2 separate regions of the Homo sapiens genome follow, and region 1 is linked to region 2. A link is a loop called in an ENCODE intact Hi-C map of the cell type or tissue named here. Cell type or tissue: psoas muscle. All regions are shown on one strand. Links, peaks and the distances in the headings refer to the core of each region. The heading gives the core; the rest is flanking DNA. Region 1 overlaps MTRF1 (mitochondrial translation release factor 1). Region 2 overlaps ELF1 (E74 like ETS transcription factor 1).

Evidence for each region. A loop is a pair of places that touch in the nucleus more often than their neighbours do. Peaks named below come from ENCODE experiments on the same cell type or tissue, not always from the same donor. Only the 100,000 strongest peaks of a DNase experiment are listed, where the experiment ranks them.
Region 1: a loop joins it to region 2, with 2.7 times the contacts of the local background. A loop is called at or near these places in 2 of 110 quality-filtered maps.

Annotation. Positions count from the first base shown.
Region 1 is chr13:41,215,690-41,232,141 of GRCh38, reverse strand. It overlaps MTRF1 (mitochondrial translation release factor 1), which reads left to right. Exons shown (of 10, transcript NM_004294.4): 8 at 5,574-5,710; 9 at 8,788-8,886; 10 at 14,914-15,773. The coding sequence ends at 15,027. All of the region lies in intron 3 of KBTBD6-DT (KBTBD6 divergent transcript), which reads right to left. Among named protein-coding and RNA genes, the nearest start is that of KBTBD7, 29 kb to the right of the region's middle. RefSeq lists a silencer at 9,743-9,792. In psoas muscle, for the core only: a CTCF peak has its summit at 9,712 (motif pointing right); no DNase peak of the experiment used is centred there.
Region 2 is chr13:40,965,141-40,981,592 of GRCh38, reverse strand. All of the region lies in intron 2 of ELF1 (E74 like ETS transcription factor 1), which reads left to right. Among named protein-coding and RNA genes, the nearest start is that of ELF1, 46 kb to the left of the region's middle. RefSeq lists a silencer at 3,277-3,468 and an enhancer at 6,468-6,617. In psoas muscle, for the core only: a CTCF peak has its summit at 6,748; no DNase peak of the experiment used is centred there; H3K4me3 peaks cover 819 bases; H3K27ac peaks cover 623 bases.

The DNA of each region.
Region 1 (16,452 bases), core at 5,512-13,511, 250 kb before region 2:
GCAGTGTCTCTGTTTCTTCTGAGTTTATTTTTGTTTCATTCTTGCTTTACTTTTCTTTTTTTTCTTTTTGAGACAAGGCCTTGGCCTGTTGCCCAGGCTGGAGTACAGTGGTGTGATCACAGCTCACTGCAGCTGTGACTTTCCCAGGCTCAGGTGACCCTCCCACCTCAGCACCACTCCCCCGTCCCAGCTTCCTGGTAGCTGGAACTATAGGCGCTTGCCACCATGCCTGGCTAATTTTTGCTTTTTTTTTTTTTTTTTTTGGTAGACACCAGGTTTCTCCACATTGCCCAAGCTGGTCTCCAACTCCTCGGCTCAAGTGATCTGCCTGCCTCAGCATCCCAAAGTGTTGGGATAACAGACATGAGCCACTACACTCAGCCCATTCTTACTTTCATGTTGGAAATTTCTAGGAATTCTTGGCTGTCTGTACATATTTAAGAGCCAGATTCTGAAGCTCTGAGTGCACTTATCCACATACCCATTAGTGAGTTCCACTGTGGAGCAGTTAGAGGATTAATCAGCTTTTTTATTAGGGACCCCCAGATGTCTATATCTGTAGACCTTTTCTCTTGTGAGTTTGTTTTCTCCTGAGAAGGATCTTCCAGGATACAGCTGAGAGTAAAGTCAAGGTCTCACCTTTCAATAGCAGTTGTTTACTTAATCCTCTTGTCTTCCCGCCCATACTCCATACTTGCCCTCCCTTATAACTAGTCCCAGGTCTGGAATTTTCCTGATTTAATTATCCAGAAATATACCTCCTGCCTTCTGCAGATTGAGGAAGGAGACTTGAGGATCTATTTGTTATTATAGGCTTTCTGTATTTAGCCCTAGCTCCTCAAGCCTGACTTCTGAAATACCTGGTGTCTCTATTTCTGAGCCTTTCTGGCACTTAGCAGGGCAAAGTGGCCAGTTTCTGGTCAGCATCTCCCTCTACAGGGAATTAAGTCTCACCTTCCTTCCAGCTGCTAAGTCATTTACCATTCTTCCATCCACTTTCTGTCTTTAATAGATCATGTTTGGGGATTATATATATCACCTAGTTTTATTTCAGATGGAGTTTGTGTTTCTGTTCTTTGTTCTTGTTGTAGTGTGATTTAAAAAAAGCGGGGTGGGGGCCAGGTGCAGTGGCTCACGCCTGTAATCCCAGCACTTTGGGAGGCTGATGCAGGCAGATCACCTGAGGGTCAGGAGTTTGAGACTAGCCTGGCCAAAATGGTGAAACCCTGTCTCTACTAAAAATACAAAAAAATTAGCTGGGTGTAGTAGTGTATGCCTGTAGTCCCAGCTACTGGGGAGGCTGAGGCAGGAGAATCAGTTGAACCCAGGAAGCAGAGGTTGCAGTGAGCCGAGATCATGCCATTGCACTTCAGCCTGGGCAACAAGAGCAAAACTCAGTCTCAAAAAAAAAAAAAGGGAAACCATCTTGAAGTCAGACATGATTATGATTGCTTGTATTGTTTGTTGTATGAAAAGTTAAAACAACCTAAATATCCAAAATAGGATAATTTCATACTTTCTCTTGTTTCCTTTATTGATTTTTATTCCATAGGAAACTGTTAAAAAAAAAAAAAAAAAGGCCCGGTGCAGTGGCTCACGCCTGTAATCCCAGCACTTTGGGAGGCCAAGGCAGACAGATCACCTGAGGTCGGGAGTTCAAGACCAGCCTGACCAACATGGAGAAACCCCAGCTCTACTAAAAATACAAAATTAGCTGGGCCTGGTGGCGCATGCATGTAATCCCAGCTCCTCGGGAGGCTGAGGCAGGAGAATTGCTTGAACCTGGGAGGCAGAGGTTGCAGTGAACTGAGATCACGCCATTGCACTCCAGCCTGGGCAACAAGAGTGAAACTCCGTCTCAAAAAAAAAAAAGAAAAGAATATATGCATGAGCAAAAGAACATAAAACATCCGTAATAATAACCCAGTAACCATTGTTGGCATATATCTTTGGTATACATCCTTTCAAATTCTTTTCTGTACATATAAAAATATGCCATTTTTTCCCCAAAAATGAAGTTATACTTTTTTTTTTTTCTTAGATGGAGTCTAGCTCTGTCACTCAGGCTGGCATGCAGTGGCCAGTGAACCTTGGTTCACTGCAACCTCTGCCTCCAGTGTTCAAGCTATTCTCCTGCATCAGCCTCCCAGGTAGCTGGGACTATGGGTGTGCACCACCACACCTGGCTAATTTTTGTATTTTTAGTAGAGACGTAGTTTCACCATGTTGGCCAGGCTGGTCTCGAACTCCTGACCTAGAGTGATCTGCCCACCTCGGCCTCCCAAAGTGCTGGGATTACAGGCATGAGCCACCATGCCCGTCCTGAGGTTATACTTTTTGTAACTTGCCATAATTTATTTCAACAGTCCATAAATTGTTGAATACTTAATGTGTTTCACCTAAACCCTGTATTGTTGGATATCATTCTATATTATACACAGTCCAGAACAGTAATAATTAGCTTAAGATGAATTAAAAATTAAAATGGGTAAAAAATTGGGTAAAAGGTGATCAAAACTCTGACAAACCAGAATACTTTAAAACTTACAAGTTGTAAAACCACCCTATGTAGCCATAAATTGCTGACTTTACAAAAAGTGACTTACAGAGAGTAGAACTGTGGTTATTAGAGACTAGGAAGGGTAAGGGGGAGAGGAGGATAGAGAGAGGTTGGGTAAAGGATACAGAATTACAGCTGGATAGGAGGAATTAGTCCTGGTGTTCTGTAGCACTATAGCATGAATATGGTTAATATAGATTTATTTATTGCATATTTTCAGAAAGCTAGAAGAGAAGATTTTGAATGTTCACAACACAAATAAATGATAAATAAATTTTGAGGTGATGGATGTGCTAATTACCCTGATTTGATCATTCCACATTGTATCGAAATACCACTCTATATCCCATAAATATGTACAATTATTACATGTCAACTAACAATAAAGGGAAAAGAAAGTGACTTATCATTGTGCTGCCAGACTTACCTTGGGCCAATTATTTTTTAGCCACTTAGATCTGAGTCTTTGGTTTCAAAGAGGCCTGAAGGCCTACCCTCAAACCTTCCCTTTAGGCAAGCAAGGCATGTCAAGACCTAACCCTTATGAAGCCATGCAGTTATGACCAAGTGATTTCTTCAGCCTACTTCTTCCATATTTTGAGGATTGCCATGGTTTCAGCATCTGCTTCAAGGAAAACTCAGCCTTTCTTCCATTTCTCCCATTCTTTCTTCCATACTAAGACCTTAGACTAGGAACCGTCCCTGCTAGAATTCAAAGTGAGAACTATATAGCTCATTCTTCTATTTTCTCCATGTCATGGAAGAATCGTATTTTTTTTCTAACCACTGCTTCTAGATAATTTCATTTTCCACCATTGGAAGAGTTATTCATAGGGGTATGGTTAAATGTTTATACAGGGGAATATTACCTTTCTTGGGAAAATTTATCCCAAGATAAGGATGAAGACAAATGAATATTTTGTGCATTAAAGTGGGCTTTTTTTAGTTTATTACCAGTTGGTGAGTAAAAGATGGCCTCTGTAATTCTTTGTTTTTCTTTCTTTCTTTCTTTTGAGACTGGGTCTTGCTCTGTTGTCCAGGCTAGAGTGCAGTGGCATGATCATAGCTCACTGACTGTAACCTCGAACTCTTGGCTCAAGTCATCCTCCTACCTCAGCCCCCTGAGTAGCTGGGACTATAGGTGCAGCTACCACGCTGGCTAGTTTTTGTATTTTTAGTAGAGACGAAATCTTGCTGTGTTGTCCAGGCTGGTCTCAGAACTTCTGGCCTCAAATAATCCACCCGCCTTTGCCTCCCAAAGTGCTGGGGTTGCCGGTGTGAGCCATCGTGCCCAGCCCCCTTCTATTATTCAGTACACCTTCCCTCCCTCTACATCTTCTATTCTTAAGGGAGTACTCATTATTAAATACTCCTCTATAGAAAGTACATTATAATAAAATACATAATAAAGTGATTCCCTTAGGAATTACTGAGCTGGAAAGTAATAGTTTTGATCTAAAAGTTCTAACCTGAGTGAGTAGATAGGAATAATACAGGTGCTTAGGCAAAAATCAGTACAGATCAGCTGACAAGAAGAGGAATGTGGAGGAGAGCTCATGAAAGCCTGGCCGTCTTAAAATGGAAATGTTCATATTCTTTTGGGTAGTACAAAAAGGATACGAGAGTCAAGAAAACTCCAGACAAATACCTGGAAGATGGGGGCCAGCCAGTGCCCCCAGTCCAACCAGATGGCTGCAGTAAAGCAGTCAGGAAGTGATTAAACTAGTAGAGGTGAAACCTCAGTGCCCTACTAAAAGTATTAGCAGGTAGTGACTGTAGCTTATTTAGACAGGGAGAAAACATAGTTCAGAGAATAGAACTTTATAGAAATTCTTTACATCTCCAGCAAAATATTTACCACTGTATCGGTGCAGATAGGCTAAGCTAATGGGGCTTTTGGTTTTTAGTTTCTGTGATTCAGAAAGAAAATCCCTTTCTCCTCTAATGTACTGAGGAGCAGGATTTGACACGGACCTCAGAGTGGTAGCTGCAAAGTTAAGAACAACACAGCCTCAAGAAGTGATCGTTTCAGAGCTGGATTTGGACCAGGAACTGGACTACACAGTGGGCCAAACCCACCCAAATGCAGAAGCTGGCTAGCCAAAACTTGTGTGAGGTTAGATGTATTGATTAGCTGGACCCCAGCTAACTTAGACTACGCAGAACAACTTAGAAATTTAGAACTCAGAAAACTCAGAAACATTCACTATAAATTCTTCTTTTTAAAGACTCTGAGTAGCGTCTTTTCATTGGCTTTTTTCTATAAAGTTTTTTTTTTTTTGGTTTTTGTTGTTGTGTTTGTTTTTGTTTTTAACGGAGTCTCGCTCTGTCACCAGGCATAATCTCGGCTGACTGCAACCTCCGCCTCCCAGGTTCAAGCGATTCTCCTGCCTCAGCCTCCCAAGTAGCTGGGACTACAGGCACATGCCACCACGCCTGGCTAATTTTTTGTATTTTTAGAGATGGGGTTTCACTGTGTTATCCAGTATGGTCGTGATCTCCTGACCTTGTGATCCACCCGCCTTGCCTTCCCAAAATCCTCGGATTACAGGTGTGAGCCACTGCGCCCAGCCATTATAAAGGTATTTTTAAAACCTCAGCTCTGTGTATATTTGTGACTGAAAGGGGAAAAGGCAAGTTCTTCTTGAGTTGGACAGAGAATGGAGCAGCGCAGTATAGGGAGTAGCAGTAGTTTGCTGTTTGTTGAGCTGCAGAAATGCCCGGATGAGCTAGGAGGAAGAGGCCAAGCTCGGGGACTGAAAGGACAGGTAATCATCTGTGGATGCTGCTGCTTTCTGGGTGCTCATACGGAGTTCTCATTTACATATCAGAATCTAAAGAGCCAACTACAGCTATAATCATAACCCAGCTAGTTTCTGAAGTGTGCTAAACCTAAAATGTTTGTATCTTTTGTGATCTTTTCCTGATTAACCTGTCTCATTTAACTGTTCCTTGGTTCTATCTTAATTTGGTGGAAGCTACAGTTTACCTTCTGATCCCTGTTATTTTTCAGGGCTAGTAGTAGAATGCCAACAAGAAAGATCACAGATAAAAAATAAAGAAATAGCCTTTCGTGTGTTGAGAGCTAGACTCTACCAGCAGATTATTGAGAAAGACAAGCGTCAGCAACAAAGTGCTAGAAAACTGCAGGTAAGATTTACTTGGTATAATAATTTAGTGACTGTTTAAAGAAAAGTCATTTTCTGTAGAGAATGCAGTGTTTGTTCTTGCTTAAATGGGAATGTTTTAGAGCATAGAGAAATGTGCTCCTTTGTAAATAAGCAGTAACTCAGTACAAATGAACTGATGGGTTATGGCTAAACTTGGGCATACCAGTTTGCAAGTTAGTAAATGTAAGATGTATAAACTAAAAATTATTTCCTAGTTGTTTCCCTCTTGTGTTTATATCATTACTGTCTTAAGAAGAAAACGGTTTAAAAGACAAATAATTCTTTGAGAATTAAGAACGTTTTTTATTTCTAAAAATTAAAACCTATGCTTGTACTATAACTCTATGTGAGATCAAATACAAATGGCACTGCAAAAAACTGGGAACAGTGAATACTACTGATGGAGACTAGGGACAAGGGGTAGAAAGGAAATTTATTTTTCATTATGTACCATTTGGTACTTTTTGAATTTTGTACAATATATATGATATAGTGTTACTTTTTCAAATAGATAAATAGATGAATTCTAAGCAAAATGAATAAATGTCATTATTTTAAGTAAACCTAATATATAATTTAAATTCTTTTTTTTTTTTTTTTTTTAATGACAGAGTCTCGCTCTGTCACCAGGCTGGAGTGCAGTGGCGTAATCTTGGCTCACTGCAGCCTCTACCTCCCTGGTTCAAGCGATTCTCCTGCCTCAGCCTCCTGAGTAGCTGGGATTACAGGCACGTGCCACTACACCTGGCTATGCTACAGTAATTTAAATTTGGAAGATTTTGTGGCCTTTTAGGATAATGAATTGTCTAAACCTAAGCATTAGTTATACTTTTCATCTAGATGTATCCTAGCTTTTTCACACTTTCACGTTTCTAGCTTTCTTTACCTACACGCTAACTTGCAGGTAATAAAAGTGACAGGATAAATAATATTAACACTATTAGTGGTAATCCCAGATTGTAGTGCATCATCAGTGTATACACTTGCAGATAGGAATGCTCATTTACAAACCATAACTTATTTTTGCTTTTAACAAGCAAACAATATACCCTGGGTACACACCATCACTTCTTGGCAAATAAGTGATAACCACAGACACTATGAACTCTGCCACATTTGAATTTTAAAAAGACATTTGGATTTACTTGCCGTTTAACATTTTGGCACCAGGCGTTGCACAAAGTTTTTTTTTTTTTTTTTTTGAGACAGATTCTCTCTGTCACCCAGGCTAGAGTGCAGTGGCACGATCTTGGCTCACTGCAACCTCTGCCTCCCGGGTTCAAGCGATTCTTGTGCCTCAGCTTCCCGAGTGGCTGGGATTACAGACATGCACCACCATGCCTGGCTCATTTTTGTATTTTTTACAGAGATGGGTTTTTGTCATGTTGGCCAGGCTGGTGTCGAACTCCTGGCCTCATGTGATCTGCCCGCCTGAGCCTCCTAAAGTGCTGGGATTACAGGTGTGAGCCACTGCACCCAGCCCACAAAGTAATTTTTAAAATAGGTATTCAAGATTGGCTTTATGCAAATTGTTCATGTGTCTTCTTCAGTAGTCTGATTGACAAGCCAAAAAAGACGTCACTGCCTCTTGAATAACTTATCCACCTACCTGAAATGTTTTAATAGGGATTTCTAAGGCTTAGAAGTTTTTTTCTTCAACCAAGATATACACTTGGCTTTTATACAGAAGGCATTATGCCACATTCCCAATCCTGGTTCCACTGATCACCTAACAAGCTTTCGTAGATGCCCAGGCCCCACCCCAGAGATTCTGATGTAACTGATCTGGAGTGAGGTCCTGGCCATTAATATGGTGCTTTGGGACAGTGGTTTCCAAACTTGGCTGATTGTCAGAAGAGATGATCTGGGATGTTCTCAAAATACATAATTCTGATCCATTATATCTGAGGTTGGGCTTAGGAATCCATAATTTAAAAAAATTCTTCTAATGGTCAGGAGTTTAGTTTCATATCACTTGCCTTAGGGTTTAAGACAATAAGTTATAGAAATATCTTATTTTAAAAAGTGACAGCAATTGACACAGGGTGCTGTGTATATCGGGTGTTGGGGAGGTGGAGGAGATGAGCAGACTAAGAAGAATGCAAATAACTGTAGCATGAGACAAACTGTGGTGTGCCATGAAGAACATTCCAAGTACAGTGGATTTCAGGGAAGAAGAGAATGTATTTCAATTGCTGGGGCCAGAAAGGCAGAAATGGTAGGAGAGTATTAGAGAAGGGCATCCCTTGAGATGATGTTTTATAGCAGAGATAACCGACACACACATAATAATGACATAGTATTATTAGTGGCATTATGGAGATTAACGTAATTTTCAGAAATAACACTGGGAAGATTGGCCACGTTACAAAGTACCTTGAATGCTGAGTTGAGTTGTGTCTGCTCAGTAGACAAGAAGGAACCAAAGAAAATTTATCAGAAAACTGTACTGTAGGAAGAGTAAGCAGGGCAGCACAATGTGAGCAAAAAAATTGGAGATTAATCAGGAGATTTTTGCAGAATTGTAGGTGAAAGTAATGAGTCCATGAGTGAGAGGAGAAATGGAAAGGGCAGGATATAATAAGAGACCCATGAAACCAATTGGAAATGGGCAGTTGGAGAATGGGATGAACTGAAGATGGTCTCTCCCGCCGTGTGCATCTTTGTCAAAGCCTGGCATAGTAAACTCAGACCCACAAAATGTTTGATAAATTGCAGAATGTCAGAATTTTCTACTTGGATAAAAGAGAATACATGGTACTGTCATTTATAGAAACCAGGAGGGGGAACTGATTGGAGTGGAAAGATGATTAATTTGATTTTAAGGATTTGGAGTTTGAAATATCAAAGAAACATTCCTTCTTATTCTATAACCGAGCTCTACAAACCTGTAGTATTAAACATTAAGTTCTGCCCATTCTTTTTCTTTGTCATTTTGTATATATGTCTTTTAGAAAGTATCTAAATTGTTGAAATGGTCATTTGCCAAGTGCTTTTTCCATTGTAATGAAGACATTTATAAAGGTAAAATATAAATTGCTTTTTGTTATGGCACAGGTGGGAACAAGAGCCCAGTCAGAGCGAATTCGGACATATAATTTCACCCAGGATAGAGTCAGTGACCACAGGATAGCATATGAAGTTCGTGATATTAAGGTAATACTACTGAGTATGCTTTGCCTACCTTTGATTTCAGAAGAAAATATAGTCAAATTCTAGAACATATATGTAGATATTACCAAGTATATCTAAAATATTACCAAGTAATTTAAATCATTAAGCCACCCTAAAATTTACAAACACTTTTATTAGTTTGCTGGTTAAAAAAATAATGATCTTTATGCCATTTTGAAACAATGGTCTTTTCTAAATTCCAAATTCTTCGTTATGCAATCACAATGCATGAACGTATATTCAGTCTGCATATATACATGGGTATTGGTTTTCTATTGACAGGTAACAAATTACCACGAATATAGCAACTTAAAGCAGTACCCATGATTAAAGTATTATCTCATGATTTCTGTAGGTCAGAAATCTAGGGACAACTGAGCTTAGTTATCTTCTCAGGATCTCACAAGGCTGAAATCAAGGCATGGCCAGGCTCCATACTCTTCTGGAGCTTGGGGTCCTCTTCCAAGTTTATGTGGTTGCCAGCAGAATGCCATTGCCTTCGATTGTAGGACTGAAGCCCCCATTCCCTTGCTGACAGTCAGCTGGAGGCTGCTTTTCAGCGCGTAAATACTGTTGGAAGTTGTTTCCCAGTGGCTACCTCCAGAGACTCTCTCCCACTTTGAATCTCTTCTTGCAGGAATGACTCGGGCCTTTTTAAGGGCTCACCTGTTTAGGTCAAGCTCACCTGGATAATGTTCCTTTTGATTAACTCAAAGTCAGCTGCTTAGTCACCTAGGCACTAGAATGATACTCCATCATTTTCACAGGTCCTGTCTGCACTGAGAGGGAGTTATTCACAGTGTGTACACCAGGGGGCATCTTAGAATTCTCCCTACCACAATGTGTCTTCATTAGATTGAGGTGTTACAGTTAGGCTGTTGGGGAAAAGACTCGGTCAAGATTGTTTGAACATTAACCTATCTAAATCGCATCCAGCAAAGACCACTGACATAAATATATAAATATATTAATGATGAAGCACAGAAAAATGTCTTTTTTGTTGCCACTGAAGGAGAAAGTGAACTGGTCCCATAAAGGACTATGTGGAAAAGGCAGCAGACAGAAATCTTTGATGTTTTTCCTTGGTGCCATGTGATACCTAAGGCTTCTTTCACTTGACTCTGTCCCATCCTATTCTCAAAATTAAAGTCCTAGTTTTACAAGGGAAATATACCTTGTAAAAAAGTCCTAGTTATACAAGGTTAATATGTTTGTCAATTTCTGTATGTCTTATGCCACATCCTCTGTCTCCTCAGCAGGATAAGGCTATCTTGCTTAGGAACATAGCCATGTTGAAAAGGAGGAAAATATTTGCTAATTTCCCTTTCCTCCGGAAACACACAGTATTAACGAAACGTGTTTGGCCATATTGTTCTAATTACACTATGTTCTTTCAGTTGTTTTTCTAGTAGTGACAATTTTTTCGGAGACAGCCACATTCTTATGACCAGTAATATCTTTTAGATGGGACCATAGGTGCATAGTATAGTATTCGGTTGTGAAACAAAGGGAAGGTAACTAACTGGCTTCTGTAGTTATAAAATATCTGACTTTGGCCTAAATAATAATATATCACTAACCAAACTAGCATGCCAGACTCAGAAGTAATAAGGAAAATAACACTGGTAAGCTCTAATAATCACTAACTAGTCTACTGGAAGAAGACATTCCATAGTAGTGAAAGGAACAAAGTTTGAAAACAGCATGAAAAAAGGTAGCTGTAGTAAAACATTAAAATCTGTGTGAAGGACAGTAAAGAGACTAGTAAGAGTGAATAATTGGCTGGGCACGGTGGCTCACGCCTGTAATCCCCGCACTTTGGGAGGCCGAGGTGGGCAGATCACGAGGTCAGGAATCGAGACCATCCTGGCTAACACGGTGAAACCCCATCTCTACTAAAAATACAAAAAAAAATTAGCCGGGCATGGTGGTGGGCACCTGTAGTCCCAGCTACTGGGGAGGTTGAGGCAGGAGAATGGCATGAACCCGGGAGGTGGAACTTGTAGTGAGCCAAGATCGCACCACCGCACTCCAGCCTGGGCGACAGAGCAAGACTCTGTCTCAGAAAAAAAAAAAAAAAAGAGTGAATAACTTAGGAACCAAATCATAGATGAAGCTGGAAAAGTGATAAGGATCTTAACCCCAGGGCAACAGCTGTTGGACAAATGGAAGGGGTAGATAGGAAAGAATGTGAGCGTTTTTGGAACTTTTTGCCTAGCTTTCCTCCCTTATTCTAGAACTTGCCCTTCGTACCACATCCACAGTTTCTGACAGAGCTGCTGCATTCTTACATGATCGTGATCCTGACCCAGGACAAAAGTGGATTTGTTTGGAGTGGACACCCAAATAAGTCCTAGCCAGTGAGTTTCTTCCCAGGATTTTAAGATCAGAGATGGAGAGGATTATTCTCTCTCTTGGTGGCTGAAACTGCAATATATAAAGCATGTAAGAGGTTAGAGGCCACATTTTCAGCCACCAAGAGAAAGCATCTTCAGTGAGAAGAGAATGAAATTGATACACAGAGAAAAGCAAAAATGAGAAATAGACAGAAAGAACCCTGATGATATGAGTCCCTACATTTATTTATTCCCAAGGCTCAGTCTCATTCCACGGGTGGTAGTCGTGACCCTGCACATTCCACATTCCTATCCTTGGATTCTGTGAGATCACCTGGTATTCTCATTATGACTTCTTCTGTTAGGTAACTTTCTTACTTTTATTTATCGAGCTAATAAGCACAGACTACCATATAATGTATTGTTTCACATTTTTATTGTTTCTCAATGTCCTTGTGCAGATTTCTTGACATCAGCCTTATCTCCTGCTCTATATTCCAGTTACACTGGAAATTTCCCCTGGCCTTAGAGATTTAAATGTACTTTGTTTTCCTGTTTTTTTTTTTTTTTTTTTTTTCCGAGACAGATTCTCACTCTGTTGCCCAGACTGGAGTGCAGTGGTGGAATCTCTGCAGCCTCTGCTTCCTGGGTTCAAGTGATTCTCCTGCCTCAGCCTCCTGAGTAGCTGGGATTACAGGTGTGTACCACCATGCCTGGCTAATTTTTCTGTGTTTTTAATAGAGAAGGAGTTTCACCATGTTGGCCAGGCTAGTCTCGAACTCCTGGCCTCAAGTGATCCACCCACCTTGGCCTCCCAAAGTGCTGGGTTTATAGCCTGAGCCACCGCGCCCCCAGCAGTTTTCCTGTCCTAATACTCATTCTTTTTTTTTTTTTTTTTTTTTTGAGACAGAGGTTTGCTCTTGTTGCCCAGGCTGGAGTGCAATGGTGTGATCTCAGCTCGCTACAACCTCCACCTGCTGGGTTCAAGCGATTCTCCTGCCTCAGCCTCTGGAATAGCTGGGATTACAGGCATGCACCACCATGCCCAGCTAATTTTGTATTTTTAGTAGAAACGGGGTTTCCCCATGTTGGTCAGGCTGTTCTTGAATTCCCGACCTCAAGTGATCTGCCTGTCTTGGCCTCCCAAAGTGCTGAGATTAGAGGCGTGAGCCACCACACCCAGCCTCTAATACTCCTTCTTTTGATGGAAATGCCCAGCTCATTTCTATTCGGGAAAATACTATTCTCTTTGTAAAACCAAATTCAAAACTTTCTGGCTTCCTGAATCTTTCCCTGATGCCACCTTTCTTCAAAATTCATGGTTCCTTACAATCCTTCCTTTCTTCTCCTTCATTTTTTAATTTATTATATTGTTTTGTGATGCTTATGTATTTGTCTAGCTGTTCTACTTAGACTGTTAGCCTCTGAAAGTTAGGAACTATGACTCATTCATCTTTGACCTTTGTATCTCCTGCACTCTGGTTAATCCAGTTGAATCTAATGTGTTTGACTCCCAGTAGAGGGATAATCCTTTTACATCAATTCCAAAGATGATTACCTTGGCAATACTATAATAATTTGAGTACCAGGTACATTTTTTTTTTTTTTTTTGAGACAGAGTCTTGCTCTGTTGCCCAGGCTGGAGTGCAGCGGCGCAATCTCGGCTCACTGCAACCTCTGCCTCCCGGGTTCAAGCAATTCTCCAGCCTCAGCCTCCTGAGTAGCTGGGACTACAGGCACACACCACCACGCCTGGCTAATTTTTGTATTTTTAGTAGAGACGGGGTTTCACCATGTTGGCCAGGCTGGTCTCAATCTCCTGACCTCAGGTGATCTGCCCGCGTCAGCCTTGCGAAATGCTGGGATTACAGGCATGAGCCACTGCTCCTGGCCTAGTCACACTGATTTTAAAAGCAATTTCATATTTTGCTCAAAGTGATATAAACCTTAATTTTAAAGTTATATCATAGTGTTTTTGCTTTCTGTTTAATTTCAGAGTTTGAGGTTTTACTATATGCTGGTACTTTGGGGAATACAGAAATAGTAAGATATATCCTTTACCTTAATTTGAGAGATGTGTGTGTACACTTCCTAAAGTTCAACTTTAAGACCATTCAAGAAAGACTTAACTATAAGATTAGTTCATAACTATATCAAAACTAAATGTTTTGTGTTCCAGATGCCAACATTAAAGTATTTTCATTAAGCCAGTGTCTAAATTTCAAGCATTTCTAAAATGGCAATGTACAAATTCATTAATCCCAACAACTTTACTACACAGAATTTCTGTTATACAGGAAAAGTTCTTGAAGTCATTAATTTAGTCATTTTTCAGAGAACTGTAGACGAGACTTCAGGGAAGTCAACTCAAAACAGTTTTCACCCAGTGGAGTTATTTAGTGGTAAACATGAAAATTTTTTTTCTCAACTTTTTATTTCAAACTTTTTCAAGTTTACATAATGTTTAAAGATTGGGTCAGCTGGGCACAGTGGCTCACACCTGTAATCCCAGCACTTTGAGAGGCAGAGGTGGGAGGATCGCTTGAGCTCAGGAGACCATCCTGGGCAGCATGGCAAAATCCTATCTCTACAAAAAAAAAAAAAAAAAAAAAAAAAAAAATTAGCTGGGTGTGTAGCATGTGCCTGTAGTCCCAGCTACTCGGGAAGCTAAGGTGGGAGGATTGCTTGAGCCCAGGAGGCAGAGGTTGCAGTGAGCCGAGATCACACCACTATACTCCAGCCTGGGCGACAGAGCAAGAGCCAGTCTCAAAAAAAAAGATTAGTCAATCAGCACAATATAGACTATACCTAGATTCAACAGTTGTTAATATTTTACTGTATTTTCCTTCTCTTTCCCCCCACCATTTCCTCTGTCTCTCTATAAACCTGTGTTGCTCTTGAACCATTTGAAAGCAAATTGCAGACCTCAAAGACACTTCACCCCTAAATATTTCAACAAAAATATTTTTCAGTTACACAGGACTTCTAGATCATCATGTTTTCGGTTTAAAAATAAAAAACTATCATAAACCACTTACAGATGAAATAATCTAAACTTTGAGGATTAGCAGAAGGGTGAGCTTGAATGGTCGGGGGAGGCTTCCTCTCAGTCAGATCCAGAGGAGTTGGCAAGGAGCAGTATGTGCATTAATGCACAAAATGCTTGTGGAACAAATTGCTTGTGGAATTGAGACCTTTCAGTCTTTTTCCTCTGGGAAATAACATAATGTGAGTGAAAAGGGTAGAATTTTCAGGACAAGAATAAAAGCATTTTTTTTTTAGGGTACAATAAGAGAAAATCCAGCAAACCCGTTCTCCTAAAGATGGTTTGAGAGCCTAGAATGGTGTTGTCATAAAAGCCAATCAGTGGAATTTTAAAGGGAGGGAGGTGGTCAGTTTCAAAAGTCCATCTAGATCTCTTTGTTTTGTTGTCTCTGGAGTTGTTAGGAAAATCCAAATCTCAGAAGATTTATTTTAAAATAAAATGCTAACTGAATTCTTCTACAGAGTGGGGATCTTCCCAAGTTAGCGATTGTGTTCATTGTATTACAGAACATTAGTAATCCTTTATTGTTATTAAATAATGACTGCAAAGAAATTAAATAAATAAACACTAAAGTCTTTGCTTATATTTCTAATCATTAGGTTTCATAATAGCTCTCTCTTTTACCAGGAATTTTTATGTGGTGGGAAGGGCCTGGATCAGCTAATTCAGAGACTGCTTCAATCAGCAGATGAAGAAGCCATTGCTGAACTTTTGGATGAACACCTTAAATCAGCAAAATAAATACTAACTTATTATTATTTATGATTATATAAATGAAATGGACCTATATCAAGAGGCAGACTGAAGCTTGGAAATCATTATGAATATTTGTAAATTACAGCTTTAAGAACACATTACACATAAATATATGTTTTGTAATTAATCGAAGTCACATTTCCTGACCTAAGAATTTATTTTAGGTTTCCTGTAAAGTACAATCCAACTCATCAAGTAGAAAATAAGCATGCATCATTGAAAAGAGAAAGTATTGAGAATTGATTGTGTCATTTAGGACAAGTCACTTGTTCTCTTTATATGCCTTTTTTCCCCAGCCATCTATGAATTAATTTAAATATATTTTTAATCTACTACTTCAGGAAAATATGGTAAAATTTAGTAAAATATGAATTTTAGACTTCCTTATAAACCTTTTATTTAAATACAAAGTACCTTGGCCTATAGTGGATGCTTATGCCTGTAATCCCAGTGCTTTGAAGGGCCAAAGGGGGAAGATCTCTTGAGGTAAGAATTTGAGACCAGCCTGGGCAAAATAGACCCCATGTCTACAAAAAAACTCAAAACATAAAGAAAAACCATAATACTGTTAATCATGTTAAAGTTAAGACTTAGACTGCAACTTTTAAATAAAAATTATGAAGAATATGAGTCATTCAATAACAATGAGCATCTGGGTACAGACAGTAAAGCCCTTTGATTGCTGTATGAATTCCACACTATATAAACAATAAGCTGATATTTTAAATAGACTCTTTGTTTGACTTCTATTTCTTTTTTTTTTTTTTTTTTTTTTACTCCTGGCAAGCTGGAGTAAAAAAGTTATTGTTTGCTGGCTTAACTTAATGAGCATCAATAGATGTGTAATATGAGTAATACACTGAGATCAGTTTTGTGCAGCATTATATAAAACCCAGTCCTTACCTTAAAGAGCTTGCAGTTGACTGAAGGATTTAAACATGTAAATCACCAAGTAATACAGAGTGGCATGATGTATTTAGTAATTGTTCCGAAGACGTTTCAAGTTAAAAAGAGAGGAATGGCTGGGCACAATGGCTCATGCCTGTAATCCCAGCACTTTGGGAGGCCGAGGCGGGCAGATCACTGAGGTCAGGAGTTCAAGACCAGCCTGGTCAACATGGTGAAGCCCCATCTCTACGAAAATACAAAAACTAGCCGGGCATGATGGTGGATGCCTGCAATCCCAGCTACTCAGGAGGCTGAAGCAGGAGAATCGCTTGAACCCAGGAGGCGGAGGTTACAGTGAGCTGAAATCGCGCCACTGCCCTCCAGCCTGGGTGACAGACCAAGACTCCATCTCAAAAAATTAAAAAAAAAAAAAAAAAAAGAAAGGATTATTATTTTAGTTACTCCTCAGAGAAGAGTTTATGTGCCAAGAAAGACTAGTTAAGAGTTTTAAGGCCAATGGAA
Region 2 (16,452 bases), core at 3,702-11,701:
TTAGCGGTCCCATAATCATACATCATTTCAGTCCAAAGCATGTGACTCTGAGGAAGTTACTTAACTTCTCTAGATCTAGATTTCATCATCTGCAGAATGAGGGGATTGAACTGAAGAATTTCTAAATCGGCTTTCAGTGAATTTATATAAGATGTGCAAATTACTGTTTTCAGTACATAAAAAAGATCTAGGAGATACTGAGTAAAGGATCTAAGATTAATTTTAGTCTCCTTCCCCCCTCCCCACAACACACACACACACAAAAGAACTGGAACGAGGCTAGAGTTTCTTGGGACTTTACAATTAACTTCATTTTAAACAAGTTATATAGGGAATGTAAGACATGATATGGGAGAAATAGTGTACGTGTTGGAGAGACTCAGACAGGGTACTAGGAAAAATATTTTGAGAACCAACCTAAAGTTGATTTATCACTGAAATAAGCCTAATGCTCAACACCTAATTTTAATAGGCCAATTATAATATGTAATGCCTTTATTCTGGAAACATAGTTACTACAAATAATAAAATTCTTACTTTTGGCAGAGTGAATTTAATGATTTTTATAAAATTAAAATTTTTTTAGCTGTGTTGTCCATTGAAGTGACAGAACAAAAAGTTTATAAATAAACCTACAAAAGGTGAGGATTTGGATTAAGTTGCCTTAACAGCAGGATGAGCTTTGACTAGGGAGGATAACAGGTTCAGGGAGAGAATTGCTTAGTCTTGATTAAAAATATATTAATAGTGATATGGATTTAATCTAGAGACAATACAAAATATATTTTAGGAAGAAAGGTGTTTTGAATTTGGTTTAAGACAGGATGTTTGTGTGTATATTAAGGTTTGAAACAGTGTGTTTACTATGCAGCCCTCTTAAATGAAAGATGCTGTATATAGATGCTAGGCTTGATGTGGTGAGGTTTGATCTCAGGATGTAGCAGCAGAGGACAAAGCCCTAAGCCACTCACTAATATGCTCTAGTTATAGTGGATTTGACACTCTTTGGAACATGAGAGAAGTGAATTTTACATTATGGTACCATATTCATACATGTGTCTACATAGCCTAAAAAGAGTTTTGCAAAACAACACTTATACACTTACTATGTATGATATACTTAGTTTGTTTTGCAGAGGTTATTTATGTTTTTGGAAAGGGAGATGGTACTGTTAGCTTAACATCAGCATGTACATATATGTATTTTCTTAAGTTATTTGTTTTTGTCTAACAAAATGAATCTATATTTTGTGCAGGTGTTATAAGGATTTTATAAGTATTAACCATGTAAGGTAAATACTGATCCCCATTTTATAATGAGGAAATTGAGATATCAAGAGGTTAAGTCACTTTCCTGGAATCATACAGCCAGTAAATAGTAGAGCCACAATTTGAACTCAGCCAGTTTGATTCTCACTAATGATGTTTTATATATTCTTGCAATAATGTGTGACAATCTTACTGTGTTATAATCAGCATCAAAATGTTTACAACTCTTGGTGAGTTTTGGCGTCTTCAGTCTGTGGCCATCAGCATAGCAAATGTAACTGCTTTGCAGGAGGGTAGATCCAGTGCTGTTGGTGATATTAGCATCTTACCTAACCTGGGGCTCTACCTCCCTGTTTGCTTATTAGGTTAATTTGTTTTTAATGGAAAAGCAATAACGTGCCATTTGTATTAATAAAAGAAGTCACCTAATAAAAAGATACATAAAATAACTAGTGAAAAATCTCTCTTCACCCTTAGTCCTAATCTTGTTTTCCTTCCCAGAAGAAACTAGTATTAAGTATTAATATTTTGTGTGTAATTTTTTTAGAAAAATGTCTGAACAAATGAACATACATATATACAAAACTGCATACAGAGGTTGCTTTTAAGACACAAATGAAGTTATGCTAAATCTTTTTTGTGTCTCATTTGTTTCCACTTTATTATAAATATTTGTGTGTATGTTGATTCTACATCATTTATATTTTACATCATGAGCAGCCCATTATTTATTTTACAGTTCCTGACATGGCTGTTACCAGCATTTTGCTATGATGTACAATATTGCAGTGAACATCCTTGTTTGGAAGGCAGTAGATCTACCTAGTAGTAGCGGTGGTTAAGAGCTCAGGTACTGAAGTTGAAATGCCTGGGTTGAATCTTGGCTCCGCTGCTTATTATCTCTGTGACTTTGGGCAAGTTACTCAACCTTTCTGTTCCTTGGTTTCCTCATCTGCAAAATGGGGATGAAAATAATAGAACCTAAGTTATAGGATTGCTGTGAGAATTAAATGAGTTGATGTTTCTAAAGCTTTTAGAACTATGTCTGGCTCATAGCTAATATTTACGGAGCACTATAATTTTGTCATTATGTGTGTGTGTGTGTAGTGTATCTTTGTACACTTATGTGATTATATCTGTAGGGTTATTAAAAACAGAATTACTGAGCTTACTAAAAATATAAATACAAATATTCTTTTAAAAGGCTGTGTTACGTGGACATAAAGATGGACAAGTCTGTGTTACGTGGACATAAAGAGGGACTACTAGATGGGGGAAGGAAGGAAGCAGGCAAGGGTTGAAAAACTAACTATTGGGTGCTGTGCCCACTGCCTGGGTGATAGGATCAATCATACCTCAAATCTCAGCCTCACCTATGTAACAAGCAATATACTCATGTAACAAACCTGCACATGTACCCCCTGAATCTAAAATAAAAGTTGCGGGGGGTAAGAGGAGCTGTATTAATTTCTACTACTACTAATAGTGTATTTCCCAAACCATTATCAACAGAAGTCCTTTTTTTTTTTTTGGCCAGTCTTTAGGGTGGAAATGACATTTTACTATTTTAATTTGTATTTCCTTGACTACTAGTGGTGAAGTGGTTTATTTGTAAATTTTATTTATTTTCAATTAGAGTTTTCTTTGATTTACTTATTAATATATCCTTTTGCCCAGTGGGAATTTTTTAAGTATTATGGTCACTACATTAGAATCATTGACATTTTCTCCCAGTCTAGTGTTGTCTTTTAACAATGTGATATCTTGTGCGCTATAGAAATTTTAAATGTTTTTAATAAAATATGTCAATATTACAAATTAATAATATTAGTTTTGGGGGCTTTTCTTGCCTTCTGCTTAGGAAAGCTTTATTCTCTTCACTCCTGTCACTCCTAAAATTAGTATATACTCTCTTTACATTTTCTTTTCTTTTTTGTTTTTTTTTTGAGACTGAGTCTTGCCTCGTCACCCAGGCTGGAGTGCCGTGGTGTGATCTTGACTCACTGCAACCTCCACCTCCCAGGTTCAAGCAATTCTTCTGCCTCAGCTTCCCAAGTAGCTGGGACTACAGACACGCACCACCACGCCCAGCTAATTTTTGTATTTTTAGTAAAGACAGGCTTTCACCATGTTGCCCAGGATGGTCTCCATCTCTTGACCTCGGGATCTGCCTGCCTCGGCCTCCCAAAGTGCTGGGATTTCAGGCATGAGCCACCGCCCCCGGCCTACATTTTCTTCTAGTATCTTTCATATGTTTGGCTCCTCAGTCCATCTGCAGTTTATTTTTGTATGATGTGAGGTATTCATGATTTGAAGATTCTTCCCCCACTCCCACAAATAGTGGTGTTAGCCCTTCACCATTTATTGAATGTTTTATGTTTTTCACACTTAAACTGCCACCTTTGTTAATACTAAATTACCATGTGTACAGGCTTCAGTTTTGAACTTCCTAGTGTATTCTCCTTCGTTGAACTGTTTTTATATTGTGCCAGTATCACATTGTTTTCATTAGAATCATTTTATAGATTTGATATCCGATAGGATATCCTCCTCCCCCCAAATTGGAATAGGATTTTGAATGAATTTTAGAGTTAGCTTGTTAAGCTACATGAAAACCCTGTTGGGATTTTTAACTTTTTAAAGTTAAAAAGTATTTATGACTTTTAAAATAATGTATTCTGTTTTGGCTGTTTATAAAATCACTGAAGGCACCAGATTAGAATATATTTTTTGTTTTCAGTTATGGTCTAGGTTATAAATATATATTAGTCTAAAGAAACTGACACTATTAATAGGGTTGCCAGCATTTTGATCATCTTCCCTTATTCAGTTCATATTTTCCAGAATTGCTTGGCACTCTTGAGTGGAGATGGCAGGGGTCATGGCGGGGGTGTTGGAAAGGAAATATCAATGCTGTTGATGCTGACAATTTAAAACTCTGTTGTTGCTGTCTGTTCTAAACTGGGAATATTTGTAGCTGAGAATGAAGCACTTCTATGGGAGAGCAACCCCATCAGTATTGAATGCAATATCCCTTTATGCAATGGTGCTTTGGTTTGATCTTAACAAGCGTGTTAGCATGGTGAATGTATGAGAAGAAGAAGCAAGCAGAAGTCTATGGATACAAGTTTCTAAAGAGAAGGAAACCTATTTACTTAAATGTTCCAGGAGTTAATTTAATGAAGAACAGCCGGCATAGTTTAATGCTTTTTATAATTTTGATATATTATATGAAAAAAACACTGTATTTTTTTTTCAGTCATTGGTTTTAAAAGTAGAATTTCTGGCAAATCATATTTGTGTTTAATAGACTTAAGTCACTAGAGAGAAGTTTGGTGACATGGAAAAAATGAACATGTGGAACAACAAATTTTTATAGAATCTCATCACAATATAAGAAGGTAGTCTTAGCACTTTCCTCTCTAGGGTGTAAATTGGCTTCCTCCGACTGCTAATTCCTGGAGGTTAAAGAGTAACAGTGCCGGGTGCAGTGGCTCATGCCTGTAATCCCAGCACTTTGGGAGGCCAAAGCGGGTGGTGTATATCACATGAGAGCAGGAGTTCGAGACCAGCCTGACCAACATGGAGAAACCCCATCTCTACTAAAAATACAAAATTAGCAGGCGTGATGGTGCATGCCTGTAATCCCAGCTATTCAGGAGGCTGAGGCAAGAGAATTGCTTGAACCCGGTAGGTGGAGGTTGCAGTGAGCTGAGATCGCACCATTGCACTCCAGCCTGGGCAACAAGAGTGAAACTCCGTCTAAAACAAAACAAAACAAAAAGAATAACAGTGCCTTGCTGTCTTTTATACAAGCTGCCCAGTGATTTTTTCATGCAGTGTTTGGGAAACACTATTCAATGTAACACAGATAAATGCAAAGTGCTGTGGATACTGAGAATGGAGCCATTGACTGCACTGCAACTTTGGGAATGCTTCACCATGGAAGTTGAACTGGATCTCAAAGGAGGATCTAGTTTATCTGACAGATGAAGAAGAGGAGGTGTTCTAGAGCAGTAGAGTGTACCAAAACTTTTAACAGATTCTCTTGACTTCATTATCAGTCCAAACATCTTAATTTATGGTTAGAAACTTTTCACAGTGTGCCTGTTTCACACTATGTAATTTTCCAGAATGCTTTCCTGCTTCCCCACTGTTTGCTCAGAAATGATCTCCAACATTCATACCTGTTGCATATTTAAGTCTAATAATCTTTCAAGATTTTAGAACAAAGCATACTTTTTCCAGGAACTCATCCTAAAATAATTCCTTCAAGAATTAACAACTTTATTCTGTTATTTCTATGTTGCTTATTATCAGTCTCACGTTTGCCATCTTAAATTTTCATATACACATTACTAATTTTTTCAAATGTGTTAAATTATTTGAAGTAAGACATTGTCTTTTTTCCCCTTAATATTACCAAAGCCTTTAATATCACTGAGTCCTCTTAAAGATTTTTTTTCTTTTTAAAATCTGTTGAATAAGTGATCTCTTCTATAAAATAGGTAAAACTTACCTGTTGCTAGATGATCTGGGATATATAAGTGTTCAGTTATGGTTCTTATCATATCAGAGCATCTCTGAATAATGAGAGGGTGATACCTTGCCCACAGCTGTCTTGACCACAGAATACATTTTCCCAGGACCTATTGTCCACATTCTCATTTGGTGCAGGGACAATGTAGCCATGTCACTACAGTTCTAAGACCAGAAACAGATGCTCATGGAATCTTTTTTCTGAAGTATTTGGAACTGATCTGTTGTACATTTAGTGGAAAACACTTCAAATAACTTTTAAAGATTGTCATTGAAATTGTAAATAAATAAAATGTGTTAAATGACAGTTGTTCACATTTATTAAATCTGGTTGTAGGCATGTGGATGCTTTTGTTTTTCCCTCTACTCTGTTGTATATTAAAATTGTTTTTCAAAAAAAAAATCAGAGAAACTAACATTCATATAGAACTTTCCTTTTTCCTTATATGCTATTTCCTGTATGTAAGAGGATAAGTCACACCAACCTGCCATTTTTCAACTGGAATGGCAAGATTCTGTTAGGTCAGAGATTAGGTGTACCTCATAAAGTAAGGTAGAAGGAATGAGTTGATAGTGTTTAATGTGTAACTTATTCAGCGCCAGTGATGAGAAGGGCAGGAAGCTGGAGTGTTGCTACTGATCTGTACGTGGACTTAGTGGATCCTCTGTTATTTACCTTAAAATTCCAGGTTCTATCTGCTTTGGTTGCCTTCTTTTTAAATCTTGTCATATCAAACTTAAGAAATCCATTAAAAGCTTGGCCATTTGTGAAACTAATATACAGAGGTTGCTTGTTTATTTTTGGTACACTTGGAAAAGTCTTTATCAAAGGAGTTATGTCTTAGAGTCCCCAGCTACAAGCCTGATTGCCTTCTGGGGGAGATCTGACTTTGCATAAAGGCTGAGGCCCTCTTCAGGTTAAGTGAAGGAACAACCCTGCCTGTGGTCTAACATTTGGCTTATCTCTTTGCCCATTCTTGGCAGCAAGGAGGCTGATAGTTGTTATGAAAGAGGAGTCAGTGTGGAGAGTAGGAACTTATTACTCTTTTTTGCAAAATCTTCCTTTAACTGCCCCCTAGCCATCCCACAGAGGCCCAGGGATAACGTCCTGAAAATGAATAAGATGAGATCATTGTATAGGGTAGAACATGGACTAGATGGGCTTCAGAAACTTTCAGTGGTGAATTTTAGTAGCTAGTGTTTAGTGAGCATCTTGCCCCATGCACTGTGCTTTATAGGGATTATCCTATTTAATTCTTACAACAATCCTAAGAAGTAGGTGCTCCTAATTCTCACTACAAAAGAGTCAAGTGAGGCTCAGCGAAGGGAAGCAACTTGCCTGTAATTTCATAGCTACTAAGTGATAAAGCTAGGAATTGTAACCCAGCCTGTGCCTTTAACCACTAATTGAATAATACTAGCCACTGCAACATGTAAGTGGTGAAAAGTAGTTTAAAATATGGAAGAATTATTATATCCTGCATTTATGATTTTGGCAAAAAAGTGTTACTAATTTTAGCTAATTAGTATAATTACAGGTAGATGGTTCTTATGCCTGGCATACCTGTATATGTACCTTTTAAAAAAAACAGCTTTATTGCAATGTAATTCACATACCATATAATCCATCTACTTAAAGTGTACAAATCAATGGTTTTAAGTTTATACAGAATTGTATGTCTGTCTCCATAATCAATTTTAGGACATGTTTATCACCCCAAAGGGAAATCTGTACCTGTTAGCAGTCATGACCTATTCTTCCCCACTCTTCCTAGCTCCTGGGAACTACTAATCTACTTTCTGTCTCTGTATGTTTGCCTATTCTGGACAATTCAGTTATAGTAAATGGAATCATAGAATATGTGCTGTCTTGCGACTGGCTTCTTTTACTTTGGCATCCTGTTATCAAGGTTCATCTGTGTTGTGCCATGTATCATTACTCCATTCTTTTTATTACTGAATAATATTGTATCATATGGATATACCACATTTTATTTATCCATTCTGTACACATTTTCAAAGAACACTTTTTAAAATGAGGTTTGTGTTGGTCAGTTTCTTGTCAGAAATAGAGTTGGCAACGTCTTCTCCCAGAAAATACTCAATCACCTAGAATAGCCTTCCTGGGTAAAAAAAAAAAAAGGAAATTAGCACCTCTGTTGCTTCTAAAAATAACTTAAAAAAATTTCCCCTAACATTTGACACCTTTGATGTGTCTTAGTTTTGCTATGTGATCTTGAAAATTTTTGTCTCCTTTCCATTTCAGTGAACACATAGCACATAAAAGATAGGCAGTTATATAAACAGTTAGTGTAACTGGCCTTTTTTAAAAAAGAGGGTCATTTTCAACATATTTAGAGAGTACTGATGAAAATAATTGTTTGTGTGTGTTTTAGAAATAGTAACCAAAATTCTCAATATTAGAGCAATTCTTCTTTTGGAAAATTGCCAAGGAATTGTTGTTAGAAATGCTACATTATAATATTTTGACTGGTAAAACATTTGTAAGCTGACCCATTTAACCTGTTCCCACTAAATGTGATGTTGAAAGTACTGAAGATACGAGACCAGGAAACTTATCAGCAGGATGATGCGAAGATTAAAGTTAGGAAAGAAGCTTCCCTCCTAAAAGGTGATCTTTTAGGTGACAGTTTAATGATTTATTATATTTTATGGTTTTACATGATTTCTGCATTTGCCCTATTCTACTTTATTTTGTGGCATATGCAAAATAAAAACAAGAACTTTTAGAACAAAATTCCATTGTTCTGTTGGAAAGGAGCTACTGGGAAGCCCAGCTATCTGTAATCTCCTCCCTCCCCTTTCCTACCTCAACACACACATTCGGAAATAATGTATTATTTAAAGACTTAGGTGGGAGATGATTTTTTAAACAGTGATTGATTAGTGTGTGTTCAGTCCACTGCCCACAACTTTGACATAACATTTAATCATGAAAACTGATGTTTGTCAATCAAGAGTCTGTGTGATATGGCATTAAAAAAACATCAATTTGGGAGCCTGGCTCTAGCTGTGTAACTTTAGACAAGTTTTTACATATCATTGAGCTTTATTTCTTTCACAAAAATAACAGAATTACCTCCCAAGGTTATGAGCATTAAATGCTTATGCAATGCATTTACCTATAGCATGGTACATGGAACAGTCCTCATATTAATGACCTGAGATAAATCAAGAAAAAGCTTTAATAGCTCTTGTCTTACACTGGATAATCTCTATTATCCAACTGGGTAAGTGAGGTGATGAAAGTGATTTTTGTGACTTGCATACCAGTTATACAAATTCATTCAGATCGTTTTGTTTTGTTCTGTTGTCACATTTTTCCTTTGATAATCCAGAATGGCTGTCTTGATTCTAGAATAAGCCAATAAACTTGTGACTCAGGATTTTAAAAATCTGGTGGACTTATGCCGTAAGGGAGCATTTTCCTTTAACATTTGTTTCGACATAGTTTGCCCTGGCGTTGTTCAGTTTTTTTGGAGTACCACTAATTTCTCCCATACCTATGAGCAGGTAGTATGAATTTTCCATTCTGGGAGAGACTCTATTGTAGCTAAACTGCCTGTATTCAAGGATGCCTTACCTCATTTTATTCTTTGCTGTGTACATATTGTATAAGATTCTTGTCAAAGTCCATCTTTTCATAGCAGAAATTGCCCTTTATGATTTTTTAAAATTCTTTGAGTTATATGGAATCTGCATGTTTAAAACACTTACCTGTCTGGTAGTGACTACTCTGATATTTATTAATCTACTTAGTTTGTAAGTAAAGTAAACATTTACATCTGGTTAAAATTTACTATACCCCCCCCCAAAAAAAAACTACCTGTTTGTTTACCTCATAACTGATTCTGTTTACATATACCCACACATACACAACCCACCAATACTATTAAGCTTTTAATGTGGACATTCCAATAAGAAAACAGATCATTCTCATTGACTCTTACTTTTTGAGATGTATGGCCAAATTGTAATTTATCCTGGCTACAAAAAGAAGAATCTAGGCAAAGACTAAAGAAAGCCAATTGTCATGACACAGTTACACTAGGATTAGACTTTGTTAAAAAATAACTCCACAAGGATTTGCAATGGAATTTCAAACATTATCTTGGGGAATTCTGGAGAAAAGACCATTTTACTTAGACCTTTATGTTTTTGATGGTGCTGTGCAAGAGAGAAGCCAGGATTTTTTCAGAAACACTCAAATACTGGCCAGACGCAGTGGCGCATGCCTGCAATCACAACACTCTGGGAAGCCAAGGCAGAAAGATCGCTTGAGCCCAGGAGTTTGAGACTAGCCTGGGCAACATAGGGAGACCCCGTTTCTATTAAAAAAATAGCTGGGTGTTGTGGTGCCTGCCTGTGGTCCCATCTACTCAGGAGGCTGAGTTGGGAAGATCACTTGAGCCTGGGAGGTGGGGGCTGCAGTGAGTTGTGATCTTGCCACTGCACTGTAGCCTGGGTGACAGAGTAAGACCCTGTCTCAAAAAAAAAGAAAAAGAAAACAAACTTGTTTCAGCTGTAGGTCTAATACAGTGATCATTTAGAAGATAACTATCAATCTATATATAATATACATTTTTTATCCAAGCGTTAATTGAAATGAGACTTTCATTATGACTTAGTAATAAATTCTAAGTAGTTTATCTATAGGATCCTGTACTGGTAGTGGTTAAACTTGTGGACTCTAGAGTCAGATTGCTTGGGTTCAGATTTCAGCTTTTTCTGGCTGGGTGACTAGTATGTGTCAATAATATATAGCCTAGTGTTGTGGGGATTGAGTGGATAAAGCCATATGACGTCCTTAACATAGTAGCTGCTTCCGTCATCACTACATTAGGGGTACCACTGTATTCTATTTTATAGTTTATTATATTGAAAGACTCCCAAAGACAGAGACTAGAGAACACTTTTTACACAGCGCTGTAGTGAGTTTTTTTAGTTGAAAGTACATTGACCAGACACTTGAATCCTTTTTTCCCCTTAATTAAACCACATGTTTATCTATGTGACATTTATAGCAGGTACATAATCCATAAAAATGAGGATATTAGAGAACAAACGCCATTGGGAAGTGTAAGGAGGCTAATAGAGACAAGTATGTTTTCTTGGCACGGAGGTTAACATCCAAACATACTTGGCACGAAGATTAACATCCAAAGCAGCATCTTTGCATGTTAACCTCCATGCCAAGAAAACATTACTTGCCTTAGTCTTGAATACAATGTAAAGATAACACTGCCTAACATCTTGTACAGCTCTTTGTAGTTTACAGTCTTTTCTGTATACACTTGGATTCTTACAAGTCACTGTATGATAGAGATCGTATTTTTCCCGTTTTCTATAGTATAATGTTATCTTGAATTTATTACTAAGTGACTAGGAGACCTGTATTAGAATCTTTCACCTGTGATAGATTTGTAGGGCAAGCTTACAAAGGCATCCAGAGTAATTACTGTTCAAAGTAACCTAGCTGAATTACTAAATAAGTCTAGATTCCAGTTCTGATTTAGTAACACTCTTTTAGAGTATCAACTAGAGGATAATTTGTCTTTTAGCTGTTCGTTAATTTCCTCATTAATCTTGACGACACTTGATTTGTTTGTTTATATTTTAAGGGATGATGGGATAATGCAGAACAGTATAAGGATTTGCTATATCATTTGAGCTAATGCATTGAAATATTTTAAGTTTTTGGAATGGTAATAATGTAGATTTTTTTTTCTTTGAAAATGTGCCAGTAACAATGAAAGAAACTGAGGAAATTGCCAGGGAACAATCCCCACATGCACAAAACCTGTAGGCCCAGATAGTTTCGTGAGTGAGTGATTTTCAACTTTACCAGCCCGGGCAACATAGTAAGACTCTATCTCTACAAAAAATTTAAAAATTAGCATGATGTGGCAGCCTGTACCTCTGATCTCAGCTGCTTGGGAAGCGGAAGTGGGAGGATCTCAAGCCTAGGAGGTAGAGGCTACAGTGAGCCATGATTGTGCCACTGCACTCTAGCCTGGAGTCTCACTGACAGAGACCCTGTCTTAAAAATTTAATGAACTAATTTAAACAGTTTCGGTTCAGAGAGAGTTTCCTAATTCAGTTTTACAAAACTGACATAACACTGATACCAAAACCTGGCAGAATTTGCATACACACATATAAACACTAGGCTAATCTAAAAATTTATGTGCTGTTTAATAATTAATGAACACTTATTGTCTCTTACCCTTGCCAGGCCCTGCACGTGATATGCATTTTATATTTTCATCTTTAAAAGCCTGTATGGTGTGACAACTCTTGTTATCCCCATTTTACAAGTAAGGAAAACATGTATAATGAGGAATCTCAAAGAGGTTGAAGGAATGCATGTTACCCAGAAACACACAACTGTAAAGTGCCACTTGTATTGAAATTGACTGACCTGAGAGAGCCCAAACTCTTAACCATTATGCTAGGGTATAAGAGAGAAAAAGAACCATAAAGGAAAAAGAGAATATGGAAGACTATTAAGTAAATTGTCTTTTATACTGATTATATCTAGGATTAGTGCGATTTTTTACTTTTTCCCAAATACATTTATGTATAACATTTTTAAGAACTAGACTCATGTACTACACCTGTAGTCAGTAAAACTATGATGTTCTTATAATTTAGACCAATGTGTTGAGCAGTGGGTACTACAACTACATAAACTTTTCTGCCTGGTTGCTAAAACTGCTTTTTATTTTATAATAAGGAATAGGTCCCTGGGCGCAATGGCTCATGTCTGTAATCCCAGCACTTTGGGAGGCTGAGGCAGATGGACTGCTTAAGCCCAGGAGTTTGAGACCAGCCTGGGCAACATGACAAAACCCCATCTCTACAAAAAACACAAAAATTAGCTGGGTGTGGTGGCACATGCCTGTTCTCCCAGCTATTCATGTCGCTGAGGTGGAAAGATTGCTTGAGCCCCAGAGGTCAAGGCTGCAATGAGCTGTGATTGTGCCACTGTACTACAGCCTGGGCAACGGAGCAAGACCCTGTCTAAAAAAAAAAAAAAAAAGAATATAGAAAGTGTTTACAGGGAGCTTGAGTTAATCAACAGAAATATTTGGAGCTGTTTTAGTGGCATATTTTTTTAAAGTATGTGGAGAATTTGGCTATGAAGAATTCTTCACAGAAAACTTTGTACTGGGCTTTGGAAATCTATTGTACAATCCTAGCTTGCTTTGTGTAATACATCAATTCCTGAAATCATTTAAAATACACTTTGGAATTTAGAAATAGTAGAAACCATTGAGGAGGGGCACTATATGGAAAGGAAGCAATGATGTTTCATACTCTTGGAATATAAATATGTTCTGTATTATTTATTCCCAAAGATAATTATTAAAAATGTGCCATGGGGATTTGTTGAAAGGATTTCAACTTTTCACTTTGTTCACCAGTCACCCTAATTTTTTGTGTGTGTTTATCCATGTAGATGTACTGTGTGTAGCGATTTCCTTTAATTTTATCATGGTTTATATGAGGTAATGAAGGAATACCATCATAGTATTTTGAAGATGTTTTGAAGTTTTGTTTCTCCCATCAGATGGACCTCTGCTTTTTAAACTTCTTATTGAAGTGTAGCATTAATATAAAAATGTATGTCGGTAATAAGCATGCAGTTTATGAATTTTCACAAAGTGAACACACATATGTATCAACATTTGCTTTTAGTTGAAGCTAAATGTTGTTGCTAAGTGTGGATGGTTAAGGTTTGTTCACCTATGTTTTGAAAAGACTATTCTCATTAAAAATAAAACAAAATCAAATCCCAACAAAGCTTAAAGGTTAAAGAAAGCAAAAGAAATAATAAATAAAGCAAAAAATAATTAATAAACAAAAAGGACAAGGCATGGTGGCTCACACCTATAATCCCAGCACTTTGGGAGGCCGAGGCAGGAGAGGATTGCTTGAGCCTAGGAGTTTGCGACCAGCCTGGGCAACATAGAGAGACCTCATCTCTACAAAAAAAAAAAAATTAGCCAGACATGGTGGCATACGCCTATAGTCCCAGCTACTTGGGAGACTGAGGCAGGAGGATTGCATGAGCCCAGGAGTTCACAGATGCAGTGAGCTGTGATCACGCCACTGCACTCCAGCGAGGCGACAGAGCAAGACCCTGTCTCAAAAAAATAAAAACAAAACCATGCCTGTCCATGTGAGATTGTAGTAAGTCAGTTTTTGAGAGTGTTTATTTCTATCCGTATCAAATATTGAAGGGCTTTAATCATCAAAACATTTTATTTATTGCTTACTATATGCCATGCATTATCACAAATGATTTATTTACACATTATTCTTACAACAATTCCAGAAGATACTATTATTCTTATTTTGAATAGATGTAGGAACTAAAGCTTAGAGAGGCTGGATAACTTGCATGAGTTCAAATACCCAGGCCATGGTGGAGTCCTACCTTAAATAAGAACCTGAGTTTTTACTGTTACACCCTGTTCACCATGTGTGTATGTAGTGCATTTGCTGCATGGTAAGGTACTGTCAGATCGTGTTGTAATAGAGTAAGGTGCTGGGTTTTTGTTTTTTAAATCAAATGTAAAAGGAAGTGATTTCAAGAATAATTCAGAAGTCCTCAAAGCAGTGTCTTCATAGGATAAGGCTTTGGGGCCTCAGTCTGATTTGAAGGCTGGGCACAGGGATTTGTCTCAAAGATGTGTTTTCATAGCAAGTGCAGTGTTTAATTTGTGTGCTTATTGGACAGGCTTTGGAGTCAGGGGAGCTGTTGAAGACTGTGGGAGGAGTAAGGCACCAGACCCCTCTTGGTGTTTTCTTGCCTTGATGCAAAGATGTTGCGTGAACTACTCGAAGGTGTGCTCATTTTGCACCTGTCTTTAAAAAGTAGTGTCTGCTTTGGAAAAATGCTAGAGACTAAATTTAACTTGCTTTTTGTTTTGGGAAAATATTTTGTAGGTATTTCATTTTAAGCTATTTTAGAGAGGATTTTGATGGGATGTTTCACAATCACCATATACCAGATTGAGTTCTGCTATTAGAGAAACTTGGTAAACAAGTTATATGAAAGTTCTTGTGCTTTTTGATACCCAAAAACTTGATGAACAAAATTATTAATGAAGTTGGAATAATGATTCATGGTTTCTGAAATATCCACATAGGACCTTGGATTGTGGTATGTGGAACAAGCAAGCCTAGTTAGGGGAGTCACATAATGTCCTGCTTACATTGGTCGCTTTCCTTCTCTTTTTAACTTGATGGTATTGCCACATACGTGATCAACCACAAGTGGAAACTATATCGTGGACAATGTTGAAATTTGGGGAACTGTGACTCTCTTCTGCTAAAACTTGGTTTGAATTTTATTATTGCTCCAAAAATGTTTGCTGAAATTTTGCTTTCAACATATATCCTAAATTTATCTATAATTAATAGAAAGGGGAAATCTCTTTGGAGCTGTTAAGACCTTCAAGAAAGTTATGAAACAATTGAAAATTACTTTATCACTGCAGTAATTTGCTTCTAGATATTGAAGCTTTGGAAACCCTGATCTTTGATAGATTTTAGTTCCAGGAGATCTTCCCTCTCTTGTTCCCATGGTTTGTGGTTTATTTTGGTTCTGTTCAAAAACCAAAGGGGAAAATAATCTGCAAGTGACAAATAGCAAAAGATCTAATAATATAAAAATGTAATTGTTTGAATTACTAATATCCCAGATCTTAGCAAGAATAATTAGAGCTGACTCAACTTAGGGAATGCAGTTTTGAATGTTGTCATTCTTCAGAGCGGTGGTCCTGAAGCCTGGATGCAAATTGGACCCACCTGGGGAGCTTTAATATTAGGCTCTGGTCACACCCCCAGATAGTCTGATTTATTTTATCCCATGTGGGGTCAAATATTGATATTCTTAAATGTTTCCCACTGTACAGCGAAAATTGATAAGCACCAGTAGAATTTAATTAGATTTCATGATGCAAATAAAAGAAAAGATGCTTAATCTAATTATTTAAATGATGAGAGTTTTTAGAAGTGTTTGGAAGGTTTGGAAGGTCATTTTTTAAAGTAGCAGCCAGTCAAATGGAATGTAATGTTTTTGTTAAGGCATCAAAGAAGCATTGAAACCTTCATTTCTTTTTTTTTTTCTTTGAGATGAAATCTTGCTCTATCACCCAGGTTGGAGTGCAGTGGCATAATCTGGGCTCATTGCAGCCTCTGCCTACCAGATTCAAGCTTCTCATGCCTCAGGCTCCTGAGTAGCTAGGATTACAGGTGCACACCACCACACCCAGCTAATTTTTTTATTTTTTAGTAGAGATGAGGTTTCTTCATGTTGGCCAGGCTGGTCTCGAACTCCTGACCTCAGGTGATCCACCCGCTTCGGCCTCCCAAAGTGCTGGGGTTACAGGTGTGAGCCACTGCACCCGGCCAACACCTTCATTTCTTAAAAGTAGGTAACATCTTATTGCTTACTATTAGGAGTGTGGCTATTTTATGAATATCTGCTATCTTCCTGAAGCCCATCTTTTAAATAAATCTTGGGAAAGGGTCTGTTTGAAATGGTGTGGAAAAAATTGAGGTGGGTAAGATTTGATGATCTTCAGCAAAGAAACCTGAAGAGTAATATCC